Linked DNA regions of Homo sapiens: region 2 is linked to region 1. Evidence: chromatin loops called from intact Hi-C (ENCODE). Cell type or tissue: Caco-2. All regions are shown on one strand. Each heading gives the region's core, and the rest is flanking DNA. Links, peaks and the distances in the headings are about the cores only. Region 1 overlaps FRA10AC1 (FRA10A associated CGG repeat 1). Region 2 overlaps RBP4 (retinol binding protein 4).

Region 1 (2,802 bases), core at 252-2,751:
ACTATTATAGCATTTAGTAGATGTACTTTAACTTGGAAAATCTACTGAACAAGTTTTTTGAAAGTAATCTTTTCCTTTGTCTCTATTCTCCTTGCCAGTCCCAATTTCAGCATTATCACTTTTTCCCATTTAGTATTTCTTTTCTTAACCTATTAAAATTAATTAATTGTTTGCCAACCTTGTAAACCTGCTCTAGAAGAGATAAAGCTGCAACAATAAGAGTATAAATTATAAGTGGCCTGATGTTGATATATGAATTAACAATAAGCCCTTTCCATTTTCATTCCATTATGCTTCTACTATATTCCTTTATTCTTAAGAGTAGAAATTTCTATTTACTGGTGGCTTAGAGCTGTTCAGCAGTTTCTTCTTCTTTGTGTTTTTTTAACATGTAGGTGGATATGGATTATGTGAAGGGAAATGAGGCTTTTTTTTGTAATTTAGTTTTAAATGGCTAAGTGATAGAATATAGAAAGAAAGAAACAAATACAATTATAATTTGTATTTACTATGGTCGTATACAGAACTTATAGAAAGTAATTATTTGTGTCAGTGTTAAGACTTCATTATCTTATAGAATGATTTTAATTAATATACAAGCATAAAATATTTACAGTCTCACTTAACGTTCCTTATTATATAAATCACATTTAAAAAATAAGTATTTTAACTGATTTTGGTTTTTTGTTCATATGATGGTTATTTTTGAAAAGGTCAGTTGGAAAAGTTAACTTTAATTTTATATTGTTTAACACAAAGGAGAAAAGAAATCAAGTCAAAAAAAAGAAAAGATAAAACCAAAAAAGACTGTGAAGAGTCATCACATAAAAAATCCAGATTATCTTCTGCAGAAGAGGCCTCCAAGAAAAAAGATAAAGGTAAAAGGAAATTAAGATAAGGCATCTACTCACATTTGTGAGCATGAAATATAATCTGCCATATTTCATTCATCTAATTGGTGAATGCATTGAGAATTTCATTTTATGGTAGTTGAGAGGAAACTGGCTGAGAATTTAGATATGAACTTAAAGTGACTTACAGGAGTTTTAAGAACTCCTCTAAATTAATTAAGGGTTAATTTTAGTTCATTTTTGGCAGATAGTATAATATTGCCAACAGTTTTCTAATTCCTGGCTTTGTCACCTACAGACTTGTTACTTTGCATCAGTCACTGAACTGCTTTATTTTTCTTATGTGTATAGGGGTGAGGTGCATACCTGGCCTTCATACTGGTCAAGCTTATTGTGGAAACTCAAATAAGAATGTGAAAGGGACTTTGATCAGTGCCTTTAAACAGTCTATAATCTATAAATCAATATAAAATTGTAACACTGATTTTATTTATAATGGCCTGTGTGACTTTTTTTACTAGTTTATGAGTTTCTAGAAATGAGAAAGATTGTCATATATCTGTGTTCTCAGAGCCTAGCATGGTGCTGTGCACCTATACTTAGAACTGCCTGCTTTTTCTTTAGCAGTCCTTAAGCTCGCTAAGACTCAATTTCTTCATGTGTAAAATGGTCTTGATTCCTTTTAGAATTGTTCAGAAGTTGAAACGAGATAATTCATTAAGCAGTTTGCATAGTACTTGGCACATATTAGCTATTATGAAGGTTACTTCTAGTTGCTTTTTTTAGCCCATAATAAAGTAGAGTCAATCGGCTGTAATTTATAGTGAATCAGACTAATCTAGATAGGTAATTGAATTAGATTCAAGCCAATGTTAATATAATATTTGGACAGGAGAGGGCTCTCTTGCTCCAGCTATGAAGATCATTAGCTATGTTGCATGCTTAGAAGCATTTACTTCTTCTTGCACATGGTAATATATTCATTATGTAGCAGAGTTTAAATCTGTGTGCCCTTGTGATACTGTCTACTCCCATAGCTTCAAGTATATGGTGTCACCAACCTTTAGACTTCGTAAAATTGATAGATGGTGAGAGGAAGATATTGTTATTTTATTGCTTATTGAGAGATGGCATTTGTAGCAGAATGCCTTTTTTGTCTCTATCTTAATTATTTTCCACTCTAAGGTAAATTTTAACCAATAAATGTTAAAAATATGTTTTGAGTTTTAAAAACTTATTTATCCTTATATGCTAGTAAAACATTTAATATGTCACTTAAGAAATTTGTTGCCCTCATTGTATTATATGTTCATTCTTATCACAACTGTGATACCATGTTAATCACTGCGTATTCCAAATGAAAGAACTAGTCTCTACTTTATAAAATGTTACTCAGTACAATCAAAGTAGATCAGGTAGATGAATGCTCAGGTTCAGGGCTAAGGTTGGACCCTTCGTATTATGCGTACATATGCACATGATCTTCCTTATAGACATTTTTCCCTTAGTGTTCTGTCAGTAGATGACACCTATGTTGACCTAAAAACTAATATCAGAAATCTGGGGATTATCCTTGATACTTTCTTTCCCCTTATTATTTATGTTTAATTTGTCACCAAGTCCTGTGAATTTTACCCCCAGAGTATATATTTCTCAAGTTCTCTCCACCCTACTACAAACCACTATATTTTCTCTTATAGGCTACTGTTATATTCTCCTTACGGGTTCCGCCTCTGTCTTGCCATCCCACCTTCCCTCCTCTTAATCCATTCTCCATAAATCAGTGATTTCCTGTTGTTTTTAGGCTGATAAGCAAAATCCTGGACAAAGCTAAAAGGTTCTCTGTGATCCAGAACTTGTGTACTATACAAGGCTTGTTTCTTACCACTCTGTACCTCACGTTCACACTCCCCCCATGTAGCCTTTCAGTTTCTGGAAAATGTCAAGCCTC
Region 2 (2,767 bases), core at 1-2,500, 89 kb after region 1:
CAAACAGATGGGAACTTAGACCAAAATCAAATTGATTTTGAAGCTTCACCCTTCAAAATTAAATGTAGGGCCAGCAAGGATTCCACCACAGCAGGGCACCGTAGGAAGCAGATTATGCACATTGTACAGATGAGAAAACAGAGGCTGACAATGAGGAAGAAAGTTGCCCTAAATCTTTAATAGGTAGCTGAGTTGGATGCAAACCTAGAGTTTTGTGACTCTGAAGTCCCTTGTGCCACACCATCTGGTGACACATGACATGAGACATAGAAGCACTTTATAAAACCATCACCAGTGTGTCCCAGGTCAGGCTGCCTTGGCTCCCACTTCCTGAAAGCTGAGGGTGGCCTCCGACACTTTGAAATGCAATAAGGCAGACTTAAGAGAAATCAAAGGAAGCCCTGTTCATCCAGCAAGTCATATTCTCTCCACCCCCATTACGTCCAGAGAAAATTCAGTGGGTTTCAGAAACAGCCTTGAAGGTGTTTATGAATTACAGCCACCTGTATCCGTAAGGGTTGCAATCTGCTGTGATGCATTTGAATTAAGAAGCATTTGAATGAAGCCAGCTCTAAGGCCATCATGATGTTCATTATCTACATAAAAACTGGGTCCACTTTCTGTCGTTAATGGCTTTGTTTTGTATTTTCCAGGTTACTGCGATGGCAGATCAGAAAGAAACCTTTTGTAGCAATATCAAGAATCTAGTTTCATCTGAGAACTTCTGATTAGCTCTCAGTCTTCAGCTCTATTTATCTTAGGAGTTTAATTTGCCCTTCTCTCCCCATCTTCCCTCAGTTCCCATAAAACCTTCATTACACATAAAGATACACGTGGGGGTCAGTGAATCTGCTTGCCTTTCCTGAAAGTTTCTGGGGCTTAAGATTCCAGACTCTGATTCATTAAACTATAGTCACCCGTGTCCTGTGATTTTAGTTTTCATTTGTGTTTATGTCTGTGCTGCAGACGGATGGGTGGGGTGCGCTTCTTTATACCAGGAGCACGTGGCTCTTTCTGACCTTTGGCCTGTTCTAGTGCCTAATCTCCATTATTAAATACTGGCTTCTCCCAACTTCCTGAAAAGGAAGTTTCCTCTTTAACTTAGGGAAGCCTTACCTACCAGCCTGGCCAAAGCACTGGTGCCAAAAGAGGAAGTGAGTAGACAGGTCAGTCCAGTGAGCCCAAGTCCTCAGTCAGCCCTAGGCCTGTGAGTGAGGTGGGCGGGCTGGCAGCTCACCAGTGCTGGATTTGAGAGGCTGAGCCACAGGGGACAAAGTGAGCTCTAGGAAACACTCCTTAGCCCTTTATTGTCTCTAGCATGCAGCTCACCTCTTTCAGGTGTAGGCAAAATGTTGATGGGGAGGAGGGAGGCCTCTGGGGAAATTCGAAGATGGGGCTCTGGAATCTCATTCTATAGGAAAGATCAGAGCACCCCCTACCCGGAATGCAGGGAGGGGCTGGGTAGGGGGTGAGTTGCAGGGGCTGGGACAGAGCACCAGCATCCTGCATCATTAGCAGCACGTGGGAACCCTAGTGTATGGGTGCAAGGCCACTTGCCTCAGTTTTCCAGGCGTTCCCAGGGGCCTCCATTTCTCATCTTGAAAAAAGCAGCAAGGCTTTGGTACCAGAGGGTCTTGGTGTAAGTGCAAATCTGCTTCAGATATATATTAGCTGTGGATTTGGGGCTGGTTACAAGGCTTATCTGAGCCTCACTCTTTTCTTGGGAGATAAGGGAAAATAGTCCTTGCCTGATGGGCTGCAGTGAGGATTCAATTAGGCAATGTCCCTTAGAGCTCTGGGGAGCTGTGAAACCGGTGATGCCAGGCTGATGTCTATGAAATGCACTGGGAGTGAGGAAAGGGTCACAGATCTCCGCCTGGGTGTTGGAATATCCAGGGACCGTGGGAGGCTCCCGGGGGCCCCATGCTAGTGTTCTCCACCAAAGACAGAGGAGACAGGTGATGTGCATGGGAGAGCTTTGCCTTCCTCTCTCACGGAACCACAGGCTGTCAGAGCCTTGCTCCGCAGCTTCAGTTTGACAACCTCAGAGAACCATAATGATATAGGAGTTAAAAAGAAATTACTCGGGCAGATAGTGAGGGTATGGAAGTCCTTGGTAAGATTTTCCTTTTAATGAAAAGCAGCCCCTAAATCCTTTTCTAACAAAAAGCAGCTGTAAAATCGTGCTGCAGACATAGACAAGCAAGTTGGAAGCTTGCATGGGTGAATGCCAGCAGTTGTGTCCATTGGAATGTACTACCTAAGACTAAGCATGTTCAAAATGGCGGCTCCGTCTTCTCTTTTTGCCAGCTATGAGTGCAGTAAGGAGAAGACAAGATGGCCAAGTGGAAAGTCCATTTGCATAATCAGATTTGGGTGGGGTGGCCAGCCTTTCTCGTGCACTACGTAAACGTCACACCTGGTCAAACCAATCTGTGAGCCCTATGTAAATCAGACACCACCTCCTCAAGCCTGCCTATAAAATACGCTGTGGTCCACCACTTTTCCCTTTTCAGATGCCTCTGTCTCACGAGAGAGAGAGCTGCTCTCCTCTCTCCTTTCTTCTGCCTATTAAACATTCTGTTCCTTAACCCACCCACATATGTCCGTGTCCTTAATCCTCTTGGCGCAAGATGACAAACCCCGGTTATTTACCCCAGACAGCAATGCCGCTTCAATAAGATAGCCACACATCACTTCCAAAAACAGGTTTAATTGATCAAATCTATTAACTAAAGTGAGCAAAACATCTCTGTTCGTTTGTCTT

Evidence for each region. Peaks named below come from ENCODE experiments on the same cell type or tissue, not always from the same donor. Only the 100,000 strongest peaks of a DNase experiment are listed, where the experiment ranks them.
Region 2: it touches region 1 in a loop (2.0-fold over the local background); 3 of 110 quality-filtered maps call a loop at or near these places.

The regions. Positions count from the first base shown.
Region 1 is chr10:93,679,556-93,682,357 of GRCh38, reverse strand. It overlaps FRA10AC1 (FRA10A associated CGG repeat 1), which reads left to right. Exons shown (of 14, transcript NM_145246.5): 11 at 760-878. Among named protein-coding and RNA genes, the nearest start is that of FRA10AC1, 22 kb to the left of the region's middle. In Caco-2, for the core only: a CTCF peak has its summit at 1,731 (motif pointing right); no DNase peak of the experiment used is centred there.
Region 2 is chr10:93,589,999-93,592,765 of GRCh38, reverse strand. It overlaps RBP4 (retinol binding protein 4), which reads left to right. Exons shown (of 6, transcript NM_006744.4): 6 at 654-1,072. The coding sequence ends at 691. FFAR4 (free fatty acid receptor 4) reads right to left here. Exons shown (of 3, transcript NM_001195755.2): 3 at 2,694-2,767. Among named protein-coding and RNA genes, the nearest start is that of RBP4, 9.9 kb to the left of the region's middle. In Caco-2, for the core only: no CTCF peak of the experiment used is centred there; a DNase peak (open chromatin) is centred at 1,167.